Linked DNA regions of Homo sapiens: all the other regions are linked to region 2. The links are chromatin contacts, found by Hi-C or POLR2A ChIA-PET in ENCODE. All regions are on one chromosome and are shown on one strand. The core of a region is the stretch at or near the end of the contact, and the rest is flanking DNA. Distances in the headings are between cores, read along the strand shown. Region 1 has its middle 32 kb from the start of ZDHHC19. Region 2 holds the start of PPP1R2 (protein phosphatase 1 regulatory inhibitor subunit 2). Region 3 holds the start of TFRC (transferrin receptor). Region 4 holds the start of UBXN7 (UBX domain protein 7). Region 5 holds the start of LINC01972 (long intergenic non-protein coding RNA 1972). Region 6 holds the start of RNF168 (ring finger protein 168).

The links. A loop is a pair of places that touch in the nucleus more often than their neighbours do. ChIA-PET counts read pairs that join two places held with the same protein, here RNA polymerase II (POLR2A). Pooled maps may share reads with other maps.
Region 1: a pooled map shows a loop between it and region 2 (7-fold over the local background). The contact joins the enhancer-like site here to the promoter of PPP1R2 in region 2. A Hi-C loop is called at or near these places in 2 of 37 single-sample maps with no recorded cell type and 8 of 50 pooled maps. POLR2A ChIA-PET finds 5 or more read pairs at or near these places in 3 of 52 experiments (B cell, HEK293 and activated naive CD4-positive, alpha-beta T cell).
Region 3: a map with no recorded cell type shows a loop between it and region 2 (24-fold over the local background). The contact joins the promoter of TFRC here to the promoter of PPP1R2 in region 2. A Hi-C loop is called at or near these places in 1 of 37 single-sample maps with no recorded cell type and 9 of 50 pooled maps. POLR2A ChIA-PET finds 5 or more read pairs at or near these places in 1 of 52 experiments (T-cell).
Region 4: a loop to region 2 is called in a map with no recorded cell type, with 9 times the contacts of the local background. The contact joins the promoter of UBXN7 here to the promoter of PPP1R2 in region 2. A Hi-C loop is called at or near these places in 1 of 168 maps with a recorded cell type or tissue (tibial artery), 1 of 37 single-sample maps with no recorded cell type and 4 of 50 pooled maps.
Region 5: a loop to region 2 is called in a map of CD8-positive, alpha-beta T cell, with 9 times the contacts of the local background. The contact joins the promoter of LINC01972 here to the promoter of PPP1R2 in region 2. A Hi-C loop is called at or near these places in 3 of 168 maps with a recorded cell type or tissue (CD4-positive, alpha-beta T cell and CD8-positive, alpha-beta T cell) and 14 of 50 pooled maps. POLR2A ChIA-PET finds 5 or more read pairs at or near these places in 2 of 52 experiments (PC-3 and PC-9).
Region 6: a loop to region 2 is called in a map of ascending aorta, with 8 times the contacts of the local background. The contact joins the promoter of RNF168 here to the promoter of PPP1R2 in region 2. A Hi-C loop is called at or near these places in 1 of 168 maps with a recorded cell type or tissue (ascending aorta), 1 of 37 single-sample maps with no recorded cell type and 14 of 50 pooled maps. POLR2A ChIA-PET finds 5 or more read pairs at or near these places in 1 of 52 experiments (CD8-positive, alpha-beta memory T cell).

Annotation. Positions count from the first base shown.
Region 1 is chr3:196,178,273-196,181,218 of GRCh38, reverse strand. No RefSeq gene overlaps it. Among named protein-coding and RNA genes, the nearest start is that of ZDHHC19, 32 kb to the left of the region's middle. RefSeq lists an enhancer at 1,232-1,431. Within about 2 kb of position 1,643, at least 16 of the 41 ENCODE cell types and tissues checked have a DNase peak (open chromatin) inside an H3K27ac peak, as active enhancers do; they include B cell, where a contact is called at or near this core.
Region 2 is chr3:195,541,831-195,544,732 of GRCh38, reverse strand. PPP1R2 (protein phosphatase 1 regulatory inhibitor subunit 2) reads left to right here and starts at 1,408. Exons shown (of 6, transcript NM_006241.8): 1 at 1,408-1,829. The coding sequence starts at 1,708. RefSeq lists a silencer at 1,197-1,436.
Region 3 is chr3:196,080,630-196,083,464 of GRCh38, reverse strand. It overlaps TFRC (transferrin receptor), which reads left to right and starts at 1,375. Exons shown (of 19, transcript NM_001128148.3): 1 at 1,375-1,422. RefSeq lists silencers at 1,053-1,392, 1,443-1,742 and an enhancer at 2,624-2,835.
Region 4 is chr3:196,430,913-196,433,709 of GRCh38, reverse strand. UBXN7 (UBX domain protein 7) reads left to right here and starts at 1,283. Exons shown (of 11, transcript NM_015562.2): 1 at 1,283-1,383. The coding sequence starts at 1,311. It overlaps UBXN7-AS1 (UBXN7 antisense RNA 1), which reads right to left and starts at 2,325. Exons shown (of 2, transcript NR_046745.1): 1 at 2,269-2,325; 2 at 676-1,508. RefSeq lists enhancers at 966-1,045, 978-1,751, 2,126-2,175, 1,752-2,526 and silencers at 1,086-1,335, 1,356-1,415.
Region 5 is chr3:194,767,130-194,770,165 of GRCh38, reverse strand. It overlaps LINC01972 (long intergenic non-protein coding RNA 1972), which reads left to right and starts at 1,457. Exons shown (of 3, transcript NR_146990.1): 1 at 1,457-1,530; 2 at 1,649-1,751. The region is part of intron 3 of LINC01968 (long intergenic non-protein coding RNA 1968); the gene reads right to left. All of the region lies in intron 2 of LOC105374292 (a long non-coding RNA gene), which reads right to left. RefSeq lists enhancers at 457-556, 672-966 and a silencer at 727-826.
Region 6 is chr3:196,502,368-196,505,340 of GRCh38, reverse strand. RNF168 (ring finger protein 168) reads left to right here and starts at 1,573. Exons shown (of 6, transcript NM_152617.4): 1 at 1,573-2,468. The coding sequence starts at 2,168. RefSeq lists a silencer at 1,324-1,623 and enhancers at 2,244-2,333, 2,374-2,443, 2,095-2,778, 2,779-2,973.

The sequences.
Region 1 (2,946 bases), core at 394-2,893, 640 kb before region 2:
TGAAATAGATACTTTTTTTTTTCCTGATTTATACAAGTAAAACACGGCTGGTCGCATTGGCCCACGCCTGTAATCCCAGCACTTTGGGAGGCCGAGGTGGATGGATCACCTGAGGTGAGGAGTTCGAGACCAGCCTGGCTAACGTGGCGAGACCTTGTCTCTATTAAAAATACAAAAATTAGCTAGGTGTGGTGGCACATGCCTGTAATCCCAGCTACTTGAGAGACTGAGGCAGGAGAATTGCTTGAACCCAGGAGGCAGATGTTGCAATGAGCCAAGATCGCGCCACTGCACTCCACTCCGGGCGACAGAGCAAGATTCCATCTTAAAAAAAAAAAAAAAGTAAAACACATATATTTCAGAAATTTTTTAAAGTACAGAAAAACACAAAGAGGAAAAGTAAAATCCTCTGTAATCCCACAGCCCAGAACTAAGCACTGTTAACATCTGGGGACCTCCTTCTAGTCGTTCCTCTTGCTGTCAACATGCATATTTAGTAAAAGTCGCCATCACACCATTCTGTAATTTTTAAACAGCCTTATTGAGATCTAATTGTCTAAAATAGATATTGAAAATATACAATTTGATAAGTTCTGACATATGTATACATCTGTGAAGCCACCACTGCAATCAAGATGCTGAAGCTAAGCTGGGGGCCGTGGCTGACGTCTTGAATTCCAGTTACTCGGGGGCTGAGGCAGGAGGATTGCTTGAGGCCAGGAGTTCGAGACCAGCCTCAGCAACATAGTGAGACCCCCCCCCACCCCCCGCCCCCATCGCTTAAAAGAAAAACCAAACAAAAAGATGCTGACAATCTGTCACCCCCGAATGTCTCCTCAGGCCCCTTTGGTAACCCTTCCCTCGCTGCTCTCCCTTCCCAGTGTGGACATCCAGAACTCAGAGACTTTTGGCTAGGATCACAGGTCTGGGTAGCAGGCACCTGGCCCGGGGGCTGGCCTAAGCTCTGTCTCCTGGCCAGGATGTGCTTCAGGGAGAACCAACAATATCGCCTTGTGCAGGCCAAAGGGTGCGTTTGATTTTGTCAGTTTCCTCCGGCAGCTCAGCTAACTCCCCACGAGTCGGCTTCCTTCCCCGCAGCCCCGTCATGGAACCTTCCAGTTCGCTAAAGGGGGTTCCACCCTGAGTGGGCTCTGCAGCCTTGTCTGGGCCAGTTGCTGGGGCCCCCGTGTGGCTCGTATAATGGGTGCGTGTTGCCCCTCCAGGTGGAGTTGGAGCTGGGGCGGAGCCTGCCCGCGTGTTGGGGTGTGCAGCAGGCTGCCTTGGAGCACCTGACTCGTTTTTAGCCGCTTTTAATGGGTGTCTTTCTGCATCCTGTTACTCATGCACTTCAGTGAGCAGAGTTTCCTGAGTGTAATTTCATCTTTTCTCTATGACTCAGGGCTGTATTTGCAGCCTAATTTGCTAATGTCAGGTGGCAGATGGAGTGAACAGTGTGGGTGGACGGGGCCAGCCCCAGCAGTGCCACTGGAACTTACTTTCCTGCAAAGACCACATGCTTCAGCTGGTCTTTTTGGCTGTGTTCTCCAGCCTCCGGAGGCAGAATGGAGGTTGGGTTTCTGCCTGGCCTACTGGCAGCCTATGACGCTACCAACTGATTAGCAAATCAAAGGCCAAAGCAGCCTTCTCTTAAACGGCTTTGTCACCCTCCAGCAAATCAGCATCGCAGACTCTCTTACTTGTACATTGTTTCACAGTTCTGGACACTTTCACACGCATTTTCTCCTTTGAGCTTCAGAACGCCCCTGTGAGAAAAGCAGGCAATTGTTCCTTTCCCAGTTTAGATCTGACTACACAGCAGGCTCCAAAATCAATGCCAGGTCCATTAACGACCTGACAGGCAGAATACCAACCCTTACAAAGCGAGTATAGGATAATATCTCTTGACCTTGGGGGTACAAAGAATTTCTTGAAAGCACTAATTGTTAAGAAAAAGATGAATAAATTCTACTAATTTTAAAAGGGAAAAGAAAAAAGAAAAGCTCTGTTCATCAGAGGATGCGACGAATAAAGCTTTAGAAAGACCAATGCAGGATCAGAGTCCAGAGTACATAAAGAACTCCTAGAAATAAATAAGAAAAAAGACCAGGAAAACCCGACCAGGTGTTTTGCAAAACAGGAAATATACATTGTCCATCAACATGTAAAAGATGCTTAACTTTATTAGAAATAAAGAAAACGCAAAATAAAGCCACTAGGAAATACCATTCTATAACCATCAGATTGGCAAAGATAAAAAGAATGGCAGTTCCTTCGGGCTGGGTGTGTTGGCTCATGCCTGTAATCCCAGCAATTTGGGAGGCTGAGGCAGGAAGATCGCTTGAGCCCAGGAGTTTGAGACCACCCTGGGCAACACAGTGAGAACTCATCTCTACAAAAAGCACAAAAATTAGTCAGGCATGGTGGCACATACCTGTGGTCCCAGCTACTTGGGAGGCTGAGGCGGGAGGATCACTTGAGCCTGGGAGGACGAGGCTGCAGTGAGCCAAGATCATGCCACCATGATCCAGCCTGGGTGGCAGAGTGAGATCCTGTCTCAAAAACATTTTTTTAAAATAATAAATTAAAAAAACAAAACAAAACTGCAGGGCGGGGTGCAGTGGCTTGCGCCTGTAATCCCAGCACTTCGGGAGGCCGAGGTGGGCGGATCATGAGGTCAAGAGATTGAGACCATCCTGGCCAACATGGTTAAACCTCGTCTCTACTAAAAACACAAAAATTAGCTGGGCGTGGTGGCGGGAGCCCGTAGTCCCAGCTGCTTGGGAGGCTGAGGCAGGAGAATCGCTTGAACCCGGGAGGCAGAGGTTTCAGTGAGCCAAGATCACACCACTGCACTCCAGCCTGGGCAACAGGGTGAGACTCCATCTCTCAAAAAAAAAAAAAAAAAAAAAAAAAAGACTGGAGTTTCAAGTGTTAACAAGAATGTAG
Region 2 (2,902 bases), core at 159-2,658:
GTTTCCCTTCTCCCCTTCCAGCTCACTTCCCCTCCATTATCTCCATCCACATCCATTCCCATACTGAGGCCCTGTTCTGTGCCAGGAACTCATCTAGGAGCTAGGGGCTCGGGGCCAGACGATAAAAACAATCGTTTTCAGAACCCTACAGTCATCCCTGAGGGGCAGAGTCCTAAGGACACAGAACAGGGTCATCCTCAAAAGGCACAGAGCCTGTGTTAAAGAAGATGAGACTGTGGTCCAGAGATGAGCCATGGGAGTGAAACTGCTGCTATAGGGGCTAGATAGGGGAAAACGCTTCCTCTCACCCCCCACAGCAGTGGACAGACATTGCTGGGAGCGAGGTGTCAGCTCAATCTAAGAACTCCCAGAGTCAGAGCTGTCCAAAAACAAAATGAGTTACACGGGGGTGTGGCGGGCTTCTAGCCCCTGGGGTTGTTGGAGAAACAGGCTGAATAGCCACCTTATGGGCCTGCTTGACAAGGTCCCTTCCAGGACCAGTGGTCTGTGAATCCGCAGGGGCTGGTCCACCGGAGGGGCCAGTTCTGGGTGGCTCAGTCTGCTGTGCTCTAACCTGTGGTGAGGACGATAAAAAGGCCTGATCAAGAAAGAGTCATGGAAAAGAGCCTGGTGATGAGCGAGCTGCGGACTGGACTTGGGAGAGGGAGGGAAGGGAGTGTACAGGGACCATAACAAATACCACACACGAGGTGGCTTTAAGCAATGGAAATGGGCTCTCCGTTCTGCAGGCTTGAAGTCCACATCAACCTGCGGCAGAGTTGGTTCCCTCTGTGGGGGGAACCTGTCGCGGCCTCTGCGGGCCCAGGAGGTCCTTGGCTGGGAGATGTGTCCCTGCCGCCCTCCCGTCTCCTGCGCTCTCTGCCTAGACGGGTTGTGCGACGGCGGGGGTCGCTGCCCGTCTGTCCGTCGGCTTCTCCAGCGGTAAAAGGAGGTGAGGCGATTCCAATGCAGACATTCTATGATTTCATAATAGGCCTCTAAGGACCACTCCAATGCTGGCAGTCCATGCTTTTATAATAGGCAGTTCGGCTGTTTACACGGGCGAAATGGAAAGAGGAGATACCCGTTTTCTTCAAGTCAGCTAACCTCTCTGCGGAGTGACGTCACCTCGAGTCTCAGTCTGCTGATCTAAAAAATAAAAATAACACTACGGCCTCACAAGGTGGTGGGACGAGGGTGCTCGAGAGACGCGCGGGTCCGGGAAGCAGCAAGCCCGGGCGCTCTCCCGCAGGTTCTCAGAGACAGCTCCCGCCTCCCAGCGCCGCGCGGGGGCGGGGCGAGCAGCCCGGGCGGGACGGAGGGGGCGGGGCGAGGAGGTCGGCTTTGTTCTCGCCCCGCCCTCTCCCCGCCTCCTCCCTAGATATCGCGAGAGGGCGGGTCCGCTTGGCTTCGGCGTCGCGTCGCTCCTGCGCTGGAGCTCTAGGCCGGCGTCTCTCCGCGAGCCGCGGGTCAAGTGCCAGTGGCTAAGGGTGCGCGAGTAGCCGCCACCCGTTCGGCGTTGGCTCTGGCGTCGGGGTCGTTGTGTCGTGACAACCGCTGCGGTAGCCGTTTCCGAGGCAGCAGTTGCGGCCGCTTTAGCCCTGAGCGGGATCTGCGGCTGCCTGCGAGTCTCTGCTGTGCCGACCCTTCTCTTCGCGGACCCCACGCCAAGCAGCGACCCTGAGCCGACAGCCGGAGCGCCCGGCAATGGCGGCCTCGACGGCCTCGCACCGGCCCATCAAGGGGATCTTGAAGAACAAGACCTCTACGACTTCCTCTATGGTGGCGTCGGCCGAACAGCCCCGCGGGAATGTCGACGAGGAGCTGAGGTGAGCGCTGGGAGGGACGGCCTGGGAGCCCCTCCTTCCCGCCGGGCCCGTTACCTACCCAGACCCCAGGGGCGGGCGGGCGGCGTGGATGCGGCTCGGGTGCCGCTCGAGTCTCTTCTCCTGCCCGGCTAGCCGCGGGTGGGAGCGATCTTTAAGAAGGCTGGGCGATGACGTTTATCATGCTTCCTTTTTTTTTTTTAAGCATTTGGGCATATATAATATTTTTAAACATCATCTTTGAACTTTCTGTAATCGGGAACATCAAAGAATGAAATTGAAGCTTCAGATCTTCGACTGTTAAGCTTTTACTATTTCTTAACCTCATCTCTGAGGTATCTAAAATTCTTCGATAATTACAGTGTATTTTCTTGCTTTGGGAACCCTTTAAGATCTAGTCTCAAGCTAATAGGCGATCCGTCAAAGAAGAGACCATTTCCCCCATTAGCATTGTGCCACACTGTATTTCTGCATCTGCAACCAGAGTTTTGGGTGCTTTCTAGTTTTTGTTCCTGTTCAGAGATAGATCTAAGCTCAAAACAGTTCAAAGAGGAGCAACTTGAAATGACCCAGTGGTAATTTAGTTGCTCTTGCATACGCTAAAGATACACATGTAAAAAGTTGTTGACCTGAGCATTGTATGTAATATTTATAATATAATTGGAAACGACCGGAAGTCCATTAGTAAGAGCTGGTGAAATATTAATTACGGTACGTTTGTATAATGGAACAATATACTAGCCTTTAAAAAAAGAAAGGTAGGCGTTTATGCACGGAGAAAATGTTGCAGTACAGTATCTGTAGTGGGTTAGAAGTGCACGGGGGCTTGGGCGTTGCAAGATACTAAAAATAGAAGGACTCTACTTTCTGAAAATAAGGCTTAAGAAAAGTTACCATTGAAATTGGTAGTCAGAAGCTAAAATGAGGATGTTTGTGAAATCTCAGAATATAGGAACCTAGGGCATTCCTGGATAAAGGATCTTATTTAGGACCATAAAAGGAACTACTGCTTGGTGGTGGTAAATTTTAGGGATTTGTGTTACCTTGAAGGAAATATTGAGTAGGTTCATAGGTTA
Region 3 (2,835 bases), core at 126-2,625, 540 kb before region 2:
CCTTTTCCTGATTAGATCATTAAAGGTGCAGCAATGCTCCTGCTCATATGACTTTTTTTTTTTTTTGAGATGGAATCTTGCTCTGTCGCCCAGGTTGGAGTGCAATGGCGCGATCTTGGCTCACTGCAACCTCCGCCTCTTGGGTTCAAGCGATTCTTCTGCCTCAGCCTCCTGAGTAGCTGGGATTACAGGCGCGTGCCACTATGCCTGGCTAATTTTTTTTGAAATTTTTTTAGTAGAGATGGGGTTTCACCATATTGGTCAGGCTGGTCTCGAACTCCAGACCTCGTGATCCGCTCACCTCGGCCTCCCAAAGTGTTAGGATTGCAGGCGTGAGCCACCGCGCCTGGCAACTCATATGACTTTTAAACACTTCTCTTTGGGGAGAGAGATTTTAGAGAATGGGAGTAAAGAGAAAGGCGGTGAGAATCCCAAGTACTTTCTCTATCTTAGAGCAGAAGAAATAAAGGGAAGAGTAAAAGCCCAAGGCCCAGAAACGGATTTGCTTCTTAAAGGGCTGTTCTGTGTCCCTACGGGCCTGAAGGTCAGTTTATGTGCAATGCTTTTTAAGGTATGGGTTGCTTTCTTGCATTGTAGCTACTACCTCCCTGGCCTGCTGGTTACTGACCAGAGGGAGGGAGAGGGTGTGATTGTTTGGAAAGAGTTTAAACAGTGACAAGAATTGAATTTTATTTATTTGTTATTCATTGCACAATCCAATAACAGCGATGGCAATGAAAACGAAAGTTAATCTACAATCCTATCACCCTATTAAGTCACTTGTTTCTATTTTCCCTTTTATTCCCTCATGCATTAAACATTACGCAAAGCACTCCGCTAGTCTTGGTTAAAGTGCAGCTTGTATACATTCTGAATAAAAATTTGCATTTTGCTTTTCTTTTCCTTTTTGTATTTCTGAGGCTGCAAAATACATCTTCACAAGAGTGGCTTTAATAGTTACCTAACATTCCATCCTGCACGTACATTTCAAGGCACTGCCGCAGTGCAATATCCAACATTTAAGCGTCAACGCCAACAGATTGGACCTAGCACTGCAGGGACTGGAGGTTGGTCAAGGTCAGGCGGAGGCTGCCAGGCTACCAGGGTGGAGGAAGGCGCCGAGGCAGAGGCCAGTGCGCCCATCGCGCGGCTCCTCGGGGCACCTGCTGCCTTGGCGCCTTTTCCCTTGGCCTTCGCCTCGCCCGCAGCGCCCTCCGCATAGGGCCCCGCCCGCTGCGCGCGCATCCCCGCCCCCCGGGCGATCTGTCAGAGCACCTCGCGAGCGTACGTGCCTCAGGAAGTGACGCACAGCCCCCCTGGGGGCCGGGGGCGGGGCCAGGCTATAAACCGCCGGTTAGGGGCCGCCATCCCCTCAGAGCGTCGGGATATCGGGTGGCGGCTCGGGACGGAGGACGCGCTAGTGTGAGTGCGGGCTTCTAGAACTACACCGACCCTCGTGTCCTCCCTTCATCCTGCGGGGCTGGCTGGAGCGGCCGCTCCGGTGCTGTCCAGCAGCCATAGGGAGCCGCACGGGGAGCGGGAAAGCGGTCGCGGCCCCAGGCGGGGCGGCCGGGATGGAGCGGGGCCGCGAGCCTGTGGGGAAGGGGCTGTGGCGGCGCCTCGAGCGGCTGCAGGTACACGGGGTCGGCGGCTGTGCGCAGAGGCGTCCCTGCGCCTCTCGTCCCTTCGCCTCTCGTCCCTTCCCTTCTCTCTGCCTTCTTGCCCGCCTCCTCGGTCACAGAGCGACGAATGACGAGACCAGGTGTACCCCCACTGTCGCTCTCAGCCCCGGGGACTTCGGGTCCTCGCCCTTGAAGGCCGCAGGCCCTAGTGCGCCGGCTCCGGGCTGCGGGTCCGGGAGCGCGGGCGCAGCCAAGGTGCAGCTGCGCGGCGTGCGGCGCCGGGGGAACACGTGGCTGCTCCAGGAAGTCGCCCCAGGGAACGGCTGGGATTCGTGGGTGACCTTGGGCTCCTAAACCTTCGGTTCCCCGGGCTCCGGGCGGGCCCCGTTCTCACTGCGGAAAGGGACAAAGCTGTCCCCGATTCGGTTACTAGCGTGTTACAGGCATTAATTAGATACGGGTTTCTGTAAACTTACCCTTCGGCTCTGGTACAACCTGATCTTGCCATGCTCTGCCTGTTCGCCTTGTGTGTGGATTCTGTTTTCTCAAGGCAGAATCCGACTGAACGCCGCAGGTGTTCACATTAAGAATATTGCTAGCAGTTCTCACTACAAGACGGGAGCCATAGGAGTGACTTATTTGTGAAAGATACTTGGAGATTAGCGGTGTGGTCAGAGGGCTGTGCTGGATTGATGGGCGCCGGAGAGGCCGATTGTGTCACATTCTGCTGGACAGTTCTTTTAAGGTTGGGAGGGTGGGTAAGAAAATACATTCTGATTCGGCTCTTTTCGGATAACGCTTTCCCTCTGCTTACTGCTTGTAGAGACCTCACTTACCCGGGGGACTGGATTCTGCAGCTTTTTCCATTTTCTTCCCCGTTGATAAGAGGATTAAAGTAGGAAATTGTATTTGGCTACCCCATGCTTATATGCTAAGCTTACTGTGAAAATTAAGGTTAGGCTGTCTAGAGTACTTGTGGACCCTGCTGGTTCCCCCCGCCCCCCGGCCCTGAATTTTGGGTTACAATATGCTTCTCAAGAAAACTCAGAGTTAAGATAATTTTTGTCATCGATTTTGCAAGGTTATATATAGCATAGCATCCTTCAATTTCCTTTGGATGTTCTTATCAAGTAATGGTGGCTGTAAACCTAGCCTGTGTTGAAGATTGTTAGATAGACAGCAGTTTGGCTAACTCCGCCCTAAGGCGAGGCAG
Region 4 (2,797 bases), core at 34-2,533, 890 kb before region 2:
CCTGTCAAACAAAACAAAACAAAAAACTATACCCCTTGATTTGACATGGCTCTTTCTTAATTCTCCCCAATAGCATGTTTACTCTTAGGATGTGTCAATTCTTCAGACAGCTCATCCCATCTTTTATTGGGCCATTTTCCTATGAAGATGCAAAATATGTGGGTGGAGGTTGGAAGGTGGGAGGCTAAAACAAACGGAATCACTTGGAATCTCTTTTAACTTTATGGGCAAGGTGGGGGATTATTGGATTTGAGCGCACCCCACTCATGTAACTGTTTTGCAAAATACTTAAAATTATTCAAGGAACACACGAATATCTTTTTTTTTTTTTTTTTTTTGAGATGGATTCTTGATATATTTCCCAGTCTGGTCTCGAACTCCTTGCCTCAAGCGATTCTCCCACCTCGGCCTTCCAAAGTGCTGGGATTACAGTCATGAGCCACCGCGCCCGGCCAATAATGTTTGTTTAAAAATAAAAAGATAAATAAGAAACTCGAAGTAAGGTCCGCTTTGACCATCGTCCCGATCGTTCTCTTCTCTGGAGGTAACCGTTACCAGCGTTTTGAGCACACTTTTCCAGTCTCCTTTCTATATGTTTTCTTTCCTCTACTGCATATACAGAGTTTCTTTTTATACAAATGACGCCTCTTGGGGTCTCATTAAGACCCTAACGGGAGACGTGATGGCCAATTTATTTAAGGAAAGCAGACTAAACAATCGTTTATGAAAACCTACTGGGTGGCAACCCCGCGCTAAGTGCTTTCTTTGGCATGAAGGGTTCTGGTATTTCACTCGTCGCAATCGGTTAGCTAAGCCATTAGTTTAGAGGCTGGGGGGCGAGTACGGGGAGAGTCGCTTCAAAGCGAGGAGGTAGGGTTTGCATTTTGATGGGACCTGCAGGAAACCTAATAGAGTGCGGTACAACCGCAAAACAGAAAAATGCTGTCATCGGCAGTTGGCTCTGTCAATAAAGCTTGCGAAGCTGAAATGCGAAGAACTATCTGCCGAGACCGAAGCTTCCTTCGGAATCTAGGAATCGACACCGCGCCTGCGAGGCTAGCCTTGGAGCCCGGAGAGGAAGGCACCAGCAATGGCAAAAAGGATGCACTGAGCAGGCAGCAACCGAGCAGCCAACCCGAGAGCTGGGAGCGCGCGGGCCCGGTCGGAAAATGCGCCTGCGCAGACCGCTGGGGACGGGAGGGGCGGGGCTCGAGGGGCGGTCAATGCGCCTGCGCACACCGCACGGCGAAGTGGGGGAGGGCAGTCCGTGTGTGTCTGTGTTGTTGTTCGGCGGCGGCGGCGGCGGTAAGATGGCTGCCCACGGGGGCTCCGCGGCGTCCTCGGCGCTGAAGGGGTTAATTCAACAGTTCACCACCATTACCGGTAAGAGACGCGGTTACCGGAAGGTGGAGAGTGGGGTCCGGAGCGGGCAGCGGGTCTGCCCCGGGCTTCCCCTTACCTTCAGGCATTCCTCCTTCGGGCTTTACCCACAGCTGCCGTCCTCCCTCCTGAGGAAGAGGCGACGACGGCGTCGGGGTCTCCGGGTTCAGGCGGGAGACAGCCCCCCCCCGCTCCCGATACCCTCGTTCTCTGTCTCCTAGTAGCGTGGAGGGAGATCCCCCAACCCCCCGCCAGCCCAGACCTGGGAATGGGCCGAGTCCGTCCGCCCCCGCCGGCCCGGGGACCCGGGGGCGGGAGGAGTAGGGGGCCGCACCCGGGCCACCGCCCTCCTCCTCCTCCTTCATCATCTTCCCTTCTCTGTGCAGCCCTGCGGTGCGGTGCATCTCCTCACCTCCTTTTTTCCTTTCTTCCCCGGCCAGGTCATTCTGCCCCGGTCCCCGGCCTGCCCTTCCCCTTTCTGGGCCCCTCGGAGCCATCGCCGTGGCCCTGGCGGGTTCGGGCCCTCCCGCCTTCACGGCAAGGCCGGTGGGTTCGGCCGTGCCTTTACACTTCACGGGGGACAGGCCGCCAGAAGCGGGGGGTGCTGAGGAGGACCTCAGGGACTGAGGCTTTGAGGGAAGAATGAGGGGGAACCCCCAAGCTGAATAGGGGAGGCCTGGAAGAATCCAGGGTGGCGTTTCCCACCTCCCCATAATAAAATCATAAAGACGGAGACGATGGCGCCGGGGCCTCCTGCTGATAAGATAGGGATGGCGGCAGAAACTTCTTTGAGAGAAAATCTGTTTCTGGGTGTCGGTATCCCCGAAACCCTAGGCCTAGGTTCTCTCCCTTTGGACCCCTGCGAAGGACACACGCAGATCCTCTTACCGCCTGGAGGAAAGGCCCTAAAGCCATTCTATGAATTCTCTCTGTCTTGTTTCTCTCTGATGGTGCTGAACTTTTCTTGCATGAGTTATTAGAGGGCGGAGCAAATGATGAAGTTCTCTGTGGAGTGATTTGAGAGAAGAGTACTCCAATGTGCCTGAGTGTAATTTTGCCGTTCTAGTTTGTCGTTTTGGAAGGAGGTCAGAATGTTAGTTCCCTCTCAACGGATCTATACTTTATCTCGTAATTTGTTAGATGCGGAGAATGTTTCCACTGTTAATGTTCCTAGAGTTTAACGTGCAATATCTGGTTAAGTAAAATTTTATATTGTTTTAACTACTACAGGTTGTATACTAGTTACCGTTTTATATTAAAGCAAGTTTTATTTTTTTGCTTTGCAATGATAACGAGATATTTGACGCATTGTTATCTAGCTTGTGGGCATGGAACATCAGGTCAAAGTAAAGTAAAATTTGCAATAAAATTGGGGTGAGGAGTTGCATGATAACTTCTCTTAATATTTTTGAACTTT
Region 5 (3,036 bases), core at 208-2,707, 770 kb after region 2:
CACTCCAGCCTGGGCAACAGAGTAAGACTCTGTCTCAAAAAAAAAAAAAAAGAAAGAAAGAATGGTGTTGGCTCTCGTTCTCATTCCTTGATTTATTTCCTTTCTGCTTTGCATGAGGTGGTGTCTGTGACCCATGTACTCATAGCAAGTCTTTGAACCCATCAACATTAGAAATTAGAAAATACCTCTCAAAAAGCAGCATTGATTCTGTTGCCTAAATATATTCTTATTGCAAAAATAAAAATGTAAATGATGTCATTTGAAGCAGTGCATGGTTATTGCTCTTATAATACAATAGTAAGTCTTATTTGCATAAAGAGATATCTACAGTCCTATAAAAGTAAGAATGAATACCTAAATCCAAACTGCTCCTTCAAGTTACCTGGAACTGTGATATTTGCATACACCGAACCATCTACTCTTGTTCTGAAGAGGAGAGAATGAAAACTAAAGGAAACAAAGAATCAAAGAAGCCTTGAACCCACGGTGAGTGGAACCCTGAAGTGATCGGAGGACAGACTGGCATGTGGCAACCTTATTCTGTTCCTTCAAAGCAGCTACTGAATGTTGCGGTGAGCCCGGGAAGAGGACTGTCCTGCCTGCAGTCCTACAGAGGGAAGAGCTGTGCTTAATAAGTTAAAAAGCTGGGGCTTCTACCAAGCCACAGAAGAAGCCGGAGACAGTGTGTGCACATCTGCAAGCAAACAGACGCGTGTCTAACCCGGGGCGGCCGCGCTTCCCCTGCTTAGAAATCCATCATCTACAAGGGGTGGGGCCTGAGGAGCGCAACTCTCACTTGTTACTTTAGAAATCAATCATCTACAAGGGGTGGGGCCTGAGGAGAGCGGGCTTCCCCTGCTTAGAAATCAATCATCCAGAAGGGGTGGGGCCTGAGGAGCTTGGCTCTCACTTGTTACTTTAGAAATCAATCATCTACAAGGGGTGGGACCTGAGGAGGGCGGGCTTCCCCTACTTAGAAATCAATCACCCACAGGGGGTGGGGCCTGAGGAGCGCGGCTCTCACATGTTACTTGAGTTTTACCCAGCAGGTGGGAAGTCCAGAAGGCTGACTCGGTCTCTAAAATGCAGCAGAACCTGTGGCGACCACAGCCACCCAACAGCAAAAGAGGCAGCAGAGGCTGGGTGAGCACAGGACTGAGAATTCATGGAGAAAGTTCTTGAATTTAAGGGAGAGGTGAGACCATTTAATTGGCCAAAAAGGCCCAACTCTAAGAGCCGACCTGCAAGAAGCCAGCCCGGCAGCTTCTCCCATCACCACTCCCAGCTGCAGGTGGGCTGCCTGCTGTCCTTACCTCCCAGACAAGGGGGATCATGTCCTCCTTGGGGTCACCGTGGACCAGTGCGCACTTCTGTGGCCTGTTTTGCTCGCTGCACTTACCTACTGTGACACCACTGTTGCCGACACAGCCACCTCCGTGCGGGGGGTCCCTGGGGCAGACGCCCTGCTATCCTCATCTTAGGATACCCAGTTCCCAACACAGTGCCTGCTGCAAATTATCAGTAATAACAGTAAGTCTTTGTCACGTAATGAGTTACCTTTCAGTCTCTCTGCAGTCTCTTTCCTCCCAATGCCCCTTGGCTGCTCCCGAAGCCCTGACTCCTGACCTCCTGCCCCTTCTGTCTCCAGGGCCATTAACTCCCCTGCTGGTCCCTATCCATGGAGCCCATTGACAGATGAGTTTGATTCTGGACCTAAGAAGGACAGTTAACAGACACAGATATCTTTTAAGGTGAGGAGTGGGTATCGGATACCTGAAAGAGAAAAAGCCTACCAAAACCAACCTTATCTTCCTACCAATCTACCCACTAAGAGAGAGAAACCAGAATATTTTTGCCGGAGAATTATAATAGAGACTCACATCTACCCTCCTTCCTTCACTCAAAAGCCCTGCCCATCCCTCAGCACACATCTCAAAGAGGAACTGCCCCATGAAGCATTCCTGATCCCCAGCCAGGTGTGATGGTCTGTCCTGCGAGCCCCCCACAAGGTACCTTTTCTATGGCACTCACAATTTACTGCCTTCTACTGGATTATCAGTGACCAGACTACAGGTCCTGGTGGGCAGGGGCTGGGTCTGATTCACTGTGGTCCCACCTCACCCCAGCTCTACTCCCACCCCAGGCCCTGCCCAAGACGGGAGGTAAGCTGACTACATTGGTTTGAATAGGGTAAAAGGAAGGACAGCCAAGAGCATAATGCGGCTCAGATGAATTTCAGTTTAACTTTCCCAGAAGTTAAACTTCCCACTCATCAAGGTTCAATGCCTTCTCCTCCCAAAAGCTTTTCTAACCTTTCGTCAGAACCCATGACTCTTTCCTTTGGTTTCCGCAATCAGAGTACAACTGTTGGAAAAATCCTTTAGGTTTTGCCCTTCACCCTCTTAAGAGTGAAAGTCTTCATTGACAACTGGGCAGAATGGTGTTGGCTCTGAGCCAGCCTCTGAGTTCTGAGGCTGAGGGAGGTGCTATCCACCTGGCCCAGGACCTCCCGTCCTGGGCTCTTGGCAAGGCAGCTGACTCTCCCTGTCCTCTCCTAGCCCTACCACAACATTCCTGGGCATATCATCCCACTCACAAGGAGGATTCTTCTAGTGTTTATGAAGGCAGGGTTGGGCAAGACCCGAGAAGTGAGGAGCTAACAGACGGCTCTCCCCCAAGGCTGGTGTCCCCTCCTGCAGCATGGCTGCCAACTAGCCCCCCAGCCTCGGCTGCAACAACCCCACCCATGGGGAGCTAACAGCACTGCTCTTAGACAGCGGCGTCCGTGGGGCACTTTGCTTAGACCCACATCCTCCCTCCCAGCCCAGTTCCACCTCTTTGGGCTGCACAGAATGAATCTGCTTCCTTCCCCAGGTAGCCCCCTTCGGATATCTGGGACAGCTCTCGTGTCCTGTTGTGTCTTTCTCCAGTGTACACATTCTAGGCTCTCACAGTGTTTTTCACTTTGTCCCAGCAAGGCTATTGTTTTTAAGTGCTCTTGAAAGAACCTTCTCTGCAAGGTCAAATAGAAATGAG
Region 6 (2,973 bases), core at 324-2,823, 960 kb before region 2:
TTGGAAGGCCAAGGCCGGTGGATCACCTGAGGTCAGGAGTTCGAGACCAGCATGGCCAACATGGTGAAACCCCATCTCTACTAAGAATACAAAAATTTGCCAGGCGTGGTATTACAATGCACGTGGTATTACAAGGCACGCGCCTGTAATTGCAGCTACTCGGGAGGCTGAGGCATGAGAATCGCTTGAACCCAGGAGGTGGAGGTTGCAGTAAGCTGAGATCAAACCACTGCACTCCAACCTGGGCAACAGAATGAGGAGCCATCTCAAAAAAACAAACAAACGAACAAAAAACAAGCCTGAAATTCCAAGCTAAGGTACTGTTACTGTAGACAACCAGATGACAGTCCCAGGTTTCTTTTTTTTTTCTTTTTTTTGAGACAGGGTCTTGCCCTGTCACCCAGGCTGGGGTGCAGTGGTACGATCACTGTTCACTGCAGCCTTGACCTCCTGGGCTCAAGTGATCCTCCCACCTCAGCCACCAGAGTAGCTGAGAGTATAAGTGTGAGCCAGCACACCGAGTTAATTTTTTTATTTTTTGTAGAGACAGGGTCTCACTATGTTGCCCAGGCTGGACCTGAACTCCTGGGCTCCACTGATCTTCCCGCCTTGGCCTTCCAAAGTGCTGGGACTACAGGTGTGAGCTATCACAGACAATAACAGGTTTCTGAACCCACATTGAAATGAAAGTTCCCAAAGACTTCTACCAACGACCGATGTCTCCTCGTTGTTCTCAACCTGGAAACCATCCCCTACCCAGCCTGAATGCTCTCAGCAGCCTCAAAACAACTTAAAGGCTGCTTTCACGCACAGTGATTTTCTTTTCTCTTCCTTCACACTGATTGATTCCCTCAAAAAATGCAGGTCCGGAGCTGGCTATGGAGTTGCAAGCTCTAGACCCAGCTACTCCAGAGGCTGAGGCGAAAGAATCCCTGGAACCCTGGAGTTGTAGTCCAGCCTGGATAAAACAGTGAGACCCCAATTCTTTTATCTATTTATTTATTTGTATTTTTTGAGGTGGAATTTTGCTCTGTCCCCCAGGCTGGAGTGCAGTGGCACAATCTCGGCTCACTGCAGCCTCTGCCTCCCAGGTTTAGCGATTCTCCTGTCTCAGCCTCCTGAGTAGCTGGAATTGCAGGAGCTTGTCACAATGCCCAGCTAATTTTTGTATTTTTAGTAAGGACGGGGGTTTCACCATGTTGGCCAGGCTGGTCTTGAACTCCTGACCTCAGGTGATCCGCCCGCCTCGGCCTCCCGAAGTGCTGGGATTACAGGCGTGAGCCACCGCACCCGGCCTTGTTTGGCTGTTGATTTTGTTTTGAGGTTTCCCTTTTTCTACCCAGAAACCAAGAAACCAGGGGTGTCTGAGGCCTCGCAGAAATCTCAGGGAAAGGTCAGGCTCCACCCAGGCTGCACTAGGCGGGGCTGCGACGCCAGGGCGGGACCGTCTCCGGCTGGGAGGGAGGGCGGGCGGCGCGCAGACCCCGGAAGTCCCGCCCCGGGAACGTTCGCCCTTGGGCAGTTTTCTGGGTGGGAAGTGCGATTTTGGCGGGCGGTTGTGACGTTGCTAGCGCTTGTCCGGTGGCTGCTGCGCTGCCGCAACGAATAGGGTTTCTGGCTGCGTAGGAGGGACGGGGGCGCGGAGCTCTGGGAAACTGCGCCAGGCGCCCGAAAGGTGAACACGGGAGTCGCGCGTCTCCCCCGCAGCAGCGGTAAAGCGGAAGTTATGCTGCAGCCGGAGCCCGGGCTTCCTCCCGGAGCCGCGTCCCGGGGCCCGGCTGCCCCGAGCTGAGCGGAGCATCCTTTCCGGGTGAGGGGAGGAGAGGACTTGGCGCGTTCCCCTCGCTGCCCCGGGAGCCGCAGCCGCGGTGTTCATGCCGCGGAGCAGCCAGGCTCCTCCGACGAAAACCTGCATTTATTTGCTGGCGGGACGTTTGCCTTGAAAATGGACAAAGACGCCGCCCTCCGGGGTATTCCTGTTTGCCTGACCCTGAGAGCGCCTTTTTGCTTCAAGACGTGTTGGATGCTCCTGTTCTCCGAATTCTGATACGCTTCTGGGCATAATACTGAAACACAAAACTGCTTTTGCTCTCTCTGTGGTTGGCCGAAAATAGGATTCTTTTTCGTGCAGGTGTCGTTGTTTAGTCGGCTTTACTAACATATTGAAATGGCTCTACCCAAAGACGCCATCCCCTCGCTGTCCGAGTGCCAGTGCGGGATCTGCATGGAAATCCTCGTGGAGCCCGTCACCCTCCCGTGTAACCACACGCTGTGTAAACCGTGCTTCCAGTCGACCGTCGAAAAGGCGAGTTTATGCTGTCCCTTCTGTCGCCGCCGGGTATCGTCGTGGACTCGGTACCATACCCGAAGAAATTCTCTCGTCAACGTGGAACTGTGGACGATAATTCAAAAACACTATCCCAGGGAGTGCAAGCTTAGAGCGTCTGGCCAAGAATCAGAGGAAGTGGGTGAGTAAACCATGGCGTGTTTGTTGGCCAAAAGCCGCAAGTCTTTGAAAAGGTGAATCATCACTTTTCCATTTAAAAAGTAAAAACAAACCAAAAAACCCGACTAGTATTTGTCTAAATAGTTCTCAGAGGTTAGGGGGTTTATGGGTCCCCAAATGTCGATGGATTATAAAGTCAAGGGCAAGATTTTGTCCATTGTCAAAATGCCCGCGCTGTGTTCGATGGGTGTTTGTTGTGTTAAAAATTAAAGAATTGCCCGTCTGGAGCCTTCTTTTTTTTTTTTTTGAGACAGGATCTCGCTCCGTCCTCCAGGCTGGAGTGCAGTGGCGCGATCTCGGCTCCCTGCAACCTCCGCCTCCCGGTTTCAAGCGATTCTCCTGCCTCAGCCTCCCGAGTAGCTGGGGTTACACGCGTGCACCATCACGCCCGGGGAATTTTTCTGTTTTTTAGTAGAGACGGGATTTCACCATGTTGGCCAGGCTGATCTCAAACTCCTGACCTCAAG